Regions from separate parts of the Homo sapiens genome. Here region 1 is linked to region 2. The links are chromatin contacts, found by Hi-C or POLR2A ChIA-PET in ENCODE. All regions are on one chromosome and are shown on one strand. The core of a region is the stretch at or near the end of the contact, and the rest is flanking DNA. Distances in the headings are between cores, read along the strand shown. Region 1 has its middle 24 kb from the start of LINC03053. Region 2 holds the start of BCOR (BCL6 corepressor).

Region 1 (4,684 bases), core at 372-2,871, 110 kb before region 2:
AAGAGCAGAAAAGAGAGGAACCTACTCCTGCAAGCCCTTTTTATAACAACATAATCCATTCGTGAGAATGGAGCCCTCATGACTTACACACGTCTCATTAGGACCCACATCCCAACACTATTGCATTGGCCATTACGTTTCAACATGACTTTTGGAGGGGACAAAAATATTCAAACCATAGCAGAATAAGTTTTTTGGAGTGTTCCCCCAGAGGAATACGTTAAGACAAGGATTCCAGTGCAAATAGTGCATACATGTTTCAGTTATCTATTGCTGGGCAATGAACCACCCCAACACTTGGTGGCTTAAAACAAACAACCATTATTTGCTCACAATTTTACAACTTGAGCATCAGCTAGGGCAGCTCAAGTGGGGCTGGAAGAATTGTTTTCTAAAGAGCTAGCAAGTTGGTGCAGGCTGTTGCCTGGCAGCTTGACAGCGGCTATGCAGGCCTCTCCATGCGGTTGCCTGGACTCCCCCAACAGCACAGTGACTGGGTTCCAAGGCAGATGAAGTGGAAGCCACCATGCCTCTAAAGGTCTAGGCCTAGAACCAGCACAGCATCATGTTGCCACGTGCTATTGCTCAAAACCATCCCAGGCCCAGCCCAGATTCAAAGGAATGGAGAAAGACACTTTGTTAGTTTGCTAGGGCTGCCTTAGTAAAGTGCCACACAGACTGAGTGGCTTATTTTTTTTTTTTTTTTGACAGTGTCTTGCTCTGTCGTACAGGCTGGAGTGTAGTGGTGTGATCTCGGCTCACTGCAACCTCCGACTCCTGGGCTCAAACGATTCTCCGCCTCAGCCTCCCGAGTAGCTGGGATTACAGGCGCCCGCCATCATGCCCGGCTAATTTTTGTATTTTTAGTAGAGACGGGGTTTCACCATGTTGGCCAGGCTGGTCTCGAACTCCTGACCTCAAGTGATCCACCCACCTTAGCCTCCCAAAGTGTTGGGATTACAGGCATAAGCCACCACGCCTGGCTAATACTGAGTGACTTTAAACAATAGAAATTCATTCTTTCACAGTTCTGAAGGCCAGAAGTCTGAATCCAAGAGGTCAACAGGGTTGGTTCCTCCATGGGGGTTCTGAGGAAGAATCTGTCCCAGGCTTCTTTCCTGGCTTCTGTGGTTGCCAGCAATCCTTGGCATTCCTCGGTTTCAGCAGCATCACCTCATCTCCACCTCTGCAGTCACGTGGTATGTCTGTGCATCTGTCTCTGCCTCTTTGCATGGCCTTCTTCTCTCTTTGTGTTTGTGTGTCTCTGTGCCCACATTTCCTCTTCTAACAAGTACATTCGTCATTAGATTCAGGGCTGCTCGCCCTAATCCAGTATGACCTCATCTTAACTTGATTACATCTGCAAACAGCCTGTTTCCAAACGAAGTCATATTTACAGGTACTGGGGATTGAGACCTCAACATATCTTTTTGTGGGACACAATTCAATCCATAACAACACCCTATCTCTTAGTAGGGGGGATGACAAAGAATTTGCAACCATCGCTATTCCACCCCAATCAGAATGATCCCAGGAAAGGAAGCAAGGAAGCCAGCAGAGAAGGGAAGGAAGCCAAGAAAGCTTATGTAATCAAGGCAGCTGTTACTGTGGGCAACTGGGGCTCAATCCTACCAGGGATCTCTGGGAGACGGCGTAGAACACGCCTCAAAGTTTCCCCAACAGAAGGATGAGGCAGCTGGAGTATTTATCTGCTGATCCCCCCGTCACGGCTGCATTTCTGGCCTGCCCTGCGTGCTGAAAGAGTGCACAGCCAGCAAAACTCCCTCAGGCCGAGGCATGGGTGTTTGAGGCTACAGGCAGGCGGGTGGGGCACCAAAAGTGTCTGCTACAAAGAGCAGGTCAAGACAAGCCACCAGGAGGAGCAGAGATGTCCCCTGGCAAAATTCCAATCCCACAGGTTGAACCACTAGCGAGGGTTGCAGGGTACATGGGGCTACAGAAATGAACCCTAGGGGCCACCCCACAACCATGTAGCTAGGGAACCAAGGCAACCAAGCTCCAGGATGAGGCTTAAGGGAGCAGCTTCCCAGCCTGGGAAGACAGAGCGGGGCAGTGGGGAGCTGGGTCTGCCACAACCACATCCCCTACTGTGGGGGCTAAAGTCCAAGACTGGAGCATGGCTGGGCCTCGGCGTTCACCCTAGCAGCTTTTCCTGCCCAAAACAGTTATTCTGACCCAAGTCTCAGGAAAAAAGAGGAGGCGGGAGGCCACAGAGAAGCAGGCTGAATGTTTTTCGCTCTCTGTTTGTCACCTCCCCTTGCTCACCCCACAAACCCTCGCAGGCTCTCATGGCCTGCAAAGCCGCCTGCAGAAATCACAGCCATGAGTTTCTCATGAATGATTTTAAGTGATTCTTGCTCTGTCCATGGAGGGAAATCACTTATTGAAAATCCAGCAAAAGCCTGGCCAACTGAGGGCTGCTCTGACAGCATGGCCACTGGCGTTCAAACCACAAGGGGTCCTGGGAGAGAAAGGGGATCCTTGGGCCAAGGCAGGCATGAGCCCGAGGCCATACCCTCAGAAAATCAGGCCACTGTGCCCCCACTCTGTGCCTCGCACGCATGGTCTCATTTAATCCTTCCAACCCGTCATTCGCTGGCTCAGTCATTCGTTATGCAACGAATAATCACCCAGCACTTGCTGTATGTCACTCGCTGTTGTGGGCCCTGGGAAACTGTGGTGAACAAAACAGATTTAAAAAAAAAAAAATCCCTGCAGTCAAGAGCTTACATTTTTGTGGGAAAGAAAGGTAGCAAACAAATAAGCCAAACATGTAGTTTTATGGTAGTGAGTGGGAAGGAGAAAAGGAGACAGGGAATATAGGAGCTGGGGTTTGGGGAAAGGATGCAGTTTTCAAAAGCGTGACCAGGGACTTACTTGCTGAGAAGTTGACACTTCAACAAAGACCTTGAGCAGTGCAGGAAGGAGCCCTGCAGACAATACAGAAAGAGCAGGCCAGGGAACCGCATAACAGCAGAGGGAATAGCCAGTGCAAAGGCCCTGAGGGAGGAGTGAGCTCAGTGTATTCCAGGAACGGCAAAGCAGCCCATGTGGCTGAAAGGGAGGAAGGGAGGGGAGGTGAGTGGCCTTGAGCTCAGAGAAGGGAGGGGGCAGGAACCAGACCAGCCAGGGCCTTCCTAACACCCTTGACTTTCACTCATATAACACAGGAAGGCTCTGGAGAATTGTGTGCCAAAAGGGACAGGATCTGACTCGGGTTTCAGGGGATACCTCTGGCTGTTGTTTCCAGAACAGACTGTAAGGGGTGAGGACAAAAGGGAGGACCTCAGTGACCAGTCATTCTCCATATCCAGATTCTCAGAACCACGAATGTAGTCATAAATATGATTTTAGCAAGAAGTGTTTTTAACTTCACTACTAGCATTCTACAAAACCTACCTTCATTATTCTCATTTCAAAGATAAAGTAACAGGCCAGTTGGTGGGTACTTTGACCAGGAAAGCTCTAGTATGAATTTCCCATGAGGCCAAGGAATATGAAAACCCAAATTTCTGACTTTTTTTTTCTTGTTGCTTCCTCCTTCCTTCAGGTAAAACACACACACACACATAAACACACACACACACACACACACACACACACACACTTGTTTCATCCCCTGGTCTTTGAGTTCATGCCCAATTCCTTCTGGTCTTTTCCTTGGGAGGCAAAGTGGCATGAACCCAAGCTGAGGAATCAGATGGGCTGGGCTGAACCCCAGCTCTGCCACCCACCCATGGGCAGGGCAGTTTACAGAAACACAAATCTGGGCTTTACCTCCTCCTGTTGTAGGGTCCTTTCCCCTCCATGGCCCTAGGCAGTAGCCAAGCCTCCGTGTTCCCCTGCCTTTGGGCTTTATGGGCAGGGCCGCATCTGATGTTCTCAGGCACTCAGGAGCCAACCCTCCCTCCCAGGCTTTTGTTTTCAACTGAAACCAAAGCATCAAAAGGATTATATGAGATCAGCCATTCCCAGAGCCTGTTTTGTATACCGATGGAGGTACACGGACCCATGTGTGTCTATGTGTTTGTGTATATATATATATATATATATATATATATATATGTTTGTGTGGCGGGCGACCTTGCTGGGGATAGACCTTTTTTTTTTTTTTTTTTTTTTTTTTGAGATGGAGTCTGGCTCTGTCACCCAGGCTGGAGTGCAGTGGTGCAATCTCCGCTCACTGCAATCTCCGCCTCCCGGGTTCAAGCAATTCTCGTGCCTCAGCCTCCCGAGTAGCTGGGATCACAGGTATGCACCACCATGCCCAGCTAATTTTTGTATTTTTAGTAGAGAAAGGTTTTCACCATGTTGGTCAGGCTGGTCTCGAACTCTTGACCTCACGTGATCCACCTGCCGTGGCCTCCCAAAGTGCTGGGATTATAGGCGTGAGCCACCACTCCTGGCGGACTCGTATTTTTTAATAATTATAGTTATGTATTTTGATGTGCTAGGAGGAACAAATGGCACAGCTAACCCATAACTTCACGAATATTACTGCTCAGGAAGAGGCTAAAGTATTTAGGGTTCTTCCTTTTTAAGAGAAAAAGACGATTATAAAAAGTATTATGTTAATAATAACATATGTGATACAGATACAGCAAATATCATGGAGGAGGTAAAGAAGAACCCATGGTAGGTTGTCTCAGGAGAAAGGGAGGAG
Region 2 (5,128 bases), core at 71-2,570:
CACCCTCGCGCACGCACACGCCGACGTTCCACTTGGAGGAACGACCGGCCCCCGGAGAGGCGAGACGAGGCGGCGGTGGCGGCGGCTGGGGGTTTTTACAGTTCTTTCCCGAGTCGAAAAAGAAAGCAGACGGCAACCCGCTGCCCTCCCCTTCCTGCTCGCGAGCTAACGCCGAACCCAGCTTCCCAGCTTCCAGCCCACCTCCCCCCCCTCCGCCCGACTCGCGGCGCTCAGCGGCGACCGCGCTCCCGCGCACAGACACACACAGGCTGCAAACTTCCACTCTGCGAACTCCCTGCTCTCCTCCTGGCCCACCGGGAGGCGCCAGGCCCCCAGCCGCGCCCCCTCCCTCCCTGGTGCCCACGCGGGGCCGCTTAGGTTGGCTGCATTTTAAATAACATAGCTATGAAATAAAAACGAAAGCGAGCCAAGCAGCCAAAGGGAAGCGCGAGGCAAAAGCTTCGCGGGGTACGCTGCGGGAGGGGGCCCCGGGAGAGGGGGCCGACTGCAGCCCTCAGCGCGCCCGCCCGCCCACCCGTCCGCGGTCTCCCGGGGGAAAGGTGTTCCGGGCACTGACCTGAAATCCCCGGTGGGGGAGTAGGCAGGGAGCCTGCGATCCGGCTCTTTGAAGTTTTCCCCCAAGCGGACTCGAGGCGGCGAGAAGGAGCGGGGGGCGGTTGGGTGGGTGGAGAGAGATATGAGGGGTGGGGGGGGTTGGCGACGTTAACGAGCGGAGAAGGAGCCGGGCCGGAGAAGCGCGGCGAGCAGCAAAGTTTGCGGTCCCCGGCTGCCCGCAGCCCGCTCGCGGCGCCGCGCTCACTCGACTCCCTCGCCGTCTGCTGGCAGCCGGCTGCCCTCGGGGTCGGCCCCGCCGAGGGGTGGGCTCTGGGCCGGGTGGGGGCGGGGCGGGGCGGGCTCGGGGCCTCCGGGCAGGTGGCGACAGCCCCGTGCGATCCTCCGGGCTCCCGCAGCTGGACTGGGCTTGGCCGAGCTCAGCAGCTCCCGCGCTGCCGCCGCCGCCCGCGCTCGGGCAGGAGCCCCAGCGCCATGTTGACGGTTCGCCGCGAGCGCCCGCTCGGGCTGGGTGTGTGTGAGTGTGTGTGAGTGTTGGCCAAGTCGTCCCTGCGCGGCGACAGCGCGGCTTGGGCTCTCCGCCCGGCGGCTCGCGGGCTCCCCCTCCGCCGCCGCCGCCCGCCTAGCTCCCGCTCTCGGTCGCGGTCTGGGCTCCTGCGCGTCTCCCCCGCAGCCGCCGAGCTCGGCCCGCGTTCAGCGAGGAGCGCAGCTCTGCCTCACCTTGCCGCTGGGAGCCCAGGCTCCGTCTGCCGCCGCACGCCGCGATCCCAACGCGTCCCCCCTCCCTGGTTCCCTCCTCTTCCTCCTCCCCCTCCCTCCGCCCGTCCTCCCTCCCGCCCGCCCTACCTCCCTCCCTCCCAACAGCCGCCTCCCCTCCCCCCGCAGGCGCAGCGCTCGGGCGACAGCCGCCCGCCCGCCGCCGCCTCCAGCTCTCGCAAGTTTGAGCTCCGCCAGTCTCCGCTCACCCTCCGCTGCGGCGCCTCCGCGGCGGGGTTTCGGGAGGGGTGATTCCCCAGGAAAGGTTTGCCCGAGTTTCCCCGGCCGTCATCGATGCACGGCCCGGCACGTTTTGGCCTCTCTGGATCCGAACCCCGGACCACTTGGGTGGCGCCCCCCCTCCTCGTCCCCCGGCCTCCCCTCCCCAGCTCGGGCCGAGTTGGCTGCGCACGCCCGACCCGGGCGCACGTCCTGGGCGAGCCGGAGACCGACTTGGGCGGCGGCGGCGGCGAGGGCTGCCGGCAGAGCCAGAGCCGAAGGGATGGGGGCGGCGGGGGCGGCTCTCCCAGCCGCGCGCCGAGACTCCCCTCGCTACCCAGAAGGCCAGTGGAGGACCGCAATTACCATAAAGCGCCTCGCACTCCGCTCAGCCAAAGCTGTCAAACCCCAGCGGCAGCAGCCGCTGCCGCCGCCTCTTGCCACCAGCGCTGCGCTCTCCCGGCCTCGTCCCCTCCGAGACCCAGCGGAGCGTGGCCTGTGTGCTCCCGTGCTCACCCCCACCCCAGTTTGCCCCTTCCTCCCAGAGGAGCCCTTTCCCATTTCGGTGTTAAAAGCTACCTGAAAACACCACCCCAGGCAACGGTGGCCGTTCCGCCTGAACTCCGCGCCCGAGTTCCCCGGACGTTTCAATTGTGTGGGAATTGTTTGGAGGTGGGGGAAGGGGGGAGCAGCCCGTGGAGGCACCGGGAGGCGTGTGGGGGGCGGTCGGCGAGCGGAGATCCGCCTGTATTTCTCCCGGTTCTCGAGCATTTTCACGGTCTGTACCTCTGATGGTTGGAGGGGCTGCCCAGGCCCCTCGCCCCGGCGTTGGGAGATTATCTCCCGCGTTTTATTTTCCTTGACAGGGAGCAACTTTTGGCTTACACCGTTCGCCCCATAAATTTCCACTCGGTAACGTCGTGCTGATCGGTGCTTGGCGGCGGCGTACAGCCTGCGCCCGCAGCAGTTCAATTCAATTGACACGTATTGAGCTTCTCCAGCGCACCCGGCGCGGCTCTGGGCGCGGGGGGAGGGCGGGGGCAGGCGGGAGGGAGGGGGAAGCGGAGAAGCGAGGTTCCGGCCTCCCCGGAGCGCAAAGCCTCAAGGGCGAGCCGAGAAGCCCTAGTTGGTGAAGCTGGCGGGAAGGGGTAGGAGTGGGGGAGGGGGTATTCCGGACTAACCGCGCCCAGACTGCGGGCCCGGACTTCGCGGCCAATGGTGACCCCATTCGGCTGCCCACTAGGGTCTTTTTATACTGGGAAGGGGGTGGGGTGTCTCTTTCTGCCTAAGGACAAGATGGTGCAGGCTCCATGAAACATAAATCTGAAATGGAGGTGGCTTGTAAATCCACACGGAAAGTTTTTAAAATATCCTGGAGTGTCCCCATGCCAAAAATAATCAAAAGCATCTCAAGTTGATTACTAAGTCAAGGTCAAGGCCAAAATCAGCTCTAGCTAGCAGATATTTTCCCTTTTAAAAATTAGACTCACTACTGACTGTGGGACTGGTATTAGGTGCGATTTTATTCATTCTGTTTTAGTTCTCAGCACATAGTTATAAAAACAGCCCTTCTCAAAGCAGAAGTGAAACATCTCTACCGTTTGAAACCCGAAACTTCGGCAGAATTAAATCTTCATGCTCCAGAGCTGCTTATAACAACTGATGCAAAAGACAGGCGAGCAAGTGCCCCCGCGAGCAGTGCCCAGCCAGGCTGGGCCGCGAACGCTTCCAGGACCAGCGCCTGCAGAATGGAATGCACGCTTTTTTCTTCCTGGTCTTTCTGGGGGTGGATATCTCTGCAAGCCAACCCACACATTTTTTTAATCTCCGGTAACAAGCAGAAAGACACCTGGACTATTATGCTGTAAAACTATTTTTTATAAAGACATTTTAGGACCAGACATTAAAAGTTATTAGATTGAACGCATGCGAGTTACAGACACAGCTGGAGAAAAGGCCTCTGGTTGTGTGTTGTGGCAACATTTCTTTTTGAAGCGACTCCTTTTATTCAAAACAAGTCAAAAATAACCGGGAAGGCTGAAGCTGGGTATTTGTGGGGAAACTCTGAACGTGGTTCCAGGCGAGGAGGCCGCTCTGCTGCTGCAGGCTGGACGGGAGAACTGGCCTGGGCCAGTGTGGAGCCGTGCCAGGCTCTTCCGGCTCGGTTAGGCCGAACCGCAGAGGCCCTGGCCCGGCGCCCAGCCACCTTCTATCCCCTCCCCTCGTCTCCCCAACTCTGCCCCCAGGCACAGGCTTTTCTCGGAGTTCGAAGTCGCATGTAAACGTCCAGAACTTTTAGAAAATCCAGGAACCGAGCTCGGGGCCTGCAGCCTCTCAGAGTCTTACGGCCTCCCGGGGCTGCTGACAAAGAGGCCTGTTTGTCTAACTTTAAAAGTCCTAGAATTCGGGAGGCTGAGCCAGGAGAATCGCTTGAACCCGGGAGGCGGAGGTTGCGGTGAGCCGAGATCGCGCCGTTGCACTCCAGCCTGGGCAACAAGAGCGAAACTCCGTCTCAAAAAAAAAAAAAGAAAAGAAAAAGAAAAAAAAAAGTCCTAGAGTTAAAATGAACAGGGGTGGTGGGGGTGCTGTAAATGCGAAGGGGCCGAGGGGAGGGCTGACTGGGGGAGAAATTTGATGCTGGAGACAAACAGGCCAGTAAATTCGCCTTTGACGTAATTTGCAACATCCTCCCCCACCTTTTCTAGGGATCTTGCCTCCACGGTAGGCTGGTAGGATTAAAGGGTTTCTCCTCCATCTCCTAGGGATACATTTTTCAACTCCGTGGGATTTCAAAAATATCTTATTAAGGGAGTCCTAAGAGGCATGAGTGGTGGGGGGGATTCGTGACTCACTGGGAATTAAAATGTGGGATTTTCCCGAGGCGCTATAAGGCAGAGGGGGGGAGGGGAGATTACACCTATTGGCCCGGTTAGTTCCAATTGTTCTGGGGAAAACAAGCAGAAAGCTGTCGAAGGGCAATCCCATCTTGTGTCCTCACTTAAGAAGGGGCTCAGGGAGCTGGGGATGCCGCGGGGCCTGCAATGGGTGCCGGCGGTTTGGCCCTTCTCCTGCCCCCTCCTCTCCTGCCCTCCCACAAGCCCTTCGGGAGCTGACCCGGGGGTCAGGCTGCTATACCCAGCACTCAGCAAGGGGAGGATTTCAATGAAAACAGAGGAGGAGGAGAGAGTGAGCAAAGGAGTGCATGGGAGGGGAGGCCGTGCAGCCCACGGAGAAATAAAGAAATAGGTGCCGAAATGAGAGGTGCTGCGGATGGAGCAGCGGGGGCTGCCCCTCCGCCACCAATCTCCCTTCCCATGGAAGTGTCTCCTGATTATAACAAACCACTCGACCTCAGGCTAACCAGGCCCTGCAACTGGGCAATCGAGCTGGCCCTTCTAGGAGCAGGCCTTGAGCCTGGCTGCCCTTCTCAAGGCAGGTTGACTCTGCAAGACCCGCTAGGGCCTCTCCCACACACCTCCAGCTCCACCCTGGCCTAGGGGAAAGGCCAGGCATCCTGTGTTTGGGGGGACCCTGGCCTTCTAACCTTGTGTGCAAGATTTATTTATAACGTATACTAGGA

The links. Hi-C counts contacts between places; a loop is a spot of excess contacts on that map. ChIA-PET counts read pairs that join two places held with the same protein, here RNA polymerase II (POLR2A). Pooled maps may share reads with other maps.
Region 1: a pooled map shows a loop between it and region 2 (2.1-fold over the local background). The contact joins the enhancer-like site here to the promoter of BCOR in region 2. A Hi-C loop is called at or near these places in 1 of 50 pooled maps. POLR2A ChIA-PET finds 5 or more read pairs at or near these places in 4 of 52 experiments (CD4-positive, alpha-beta T cell, HEK293, activated naive CD8-positive, alpha-beta T cell and 1 more).

What each region holds. Positions count from the first base shown.
Region 1 is chrX:39,982,675-39,987,358 of GRCh38, forward strand. No RefSeq gene overlaps it. Among named protein-coding and RNA genes, the nearest start is that of LINC03053, 24 kb to the right of the region's middle. Within about 2 kb of position 1,622, at least 3 of the 41 ENCODE cell types and tissues checked have a DNase peak (open chromatin) inside an H3K27ac peak, as active enhancers do.
Region 2 is chrX:40,096,638-40,101,765 of GRCh38, forward strand. It overlaps BCOR (BCL6 corepressor), which reads right to left and starts at 1,321. Exons shown (of 15, transcript NM_001123385.2): 1 at 578-1,321. LOC107985687 (translation initiation factor IF-2-like) reads right to left here. Exons shown (of 1, transcript NR_171574.1): 1 at 5,099-5,128. RefSeq lists silencers at 885-944, 1,035-1,084, 1,145-1,374, 1,395-1,514, 1,645-1,814 and 1 more and an enhancer at 3,711-4,231.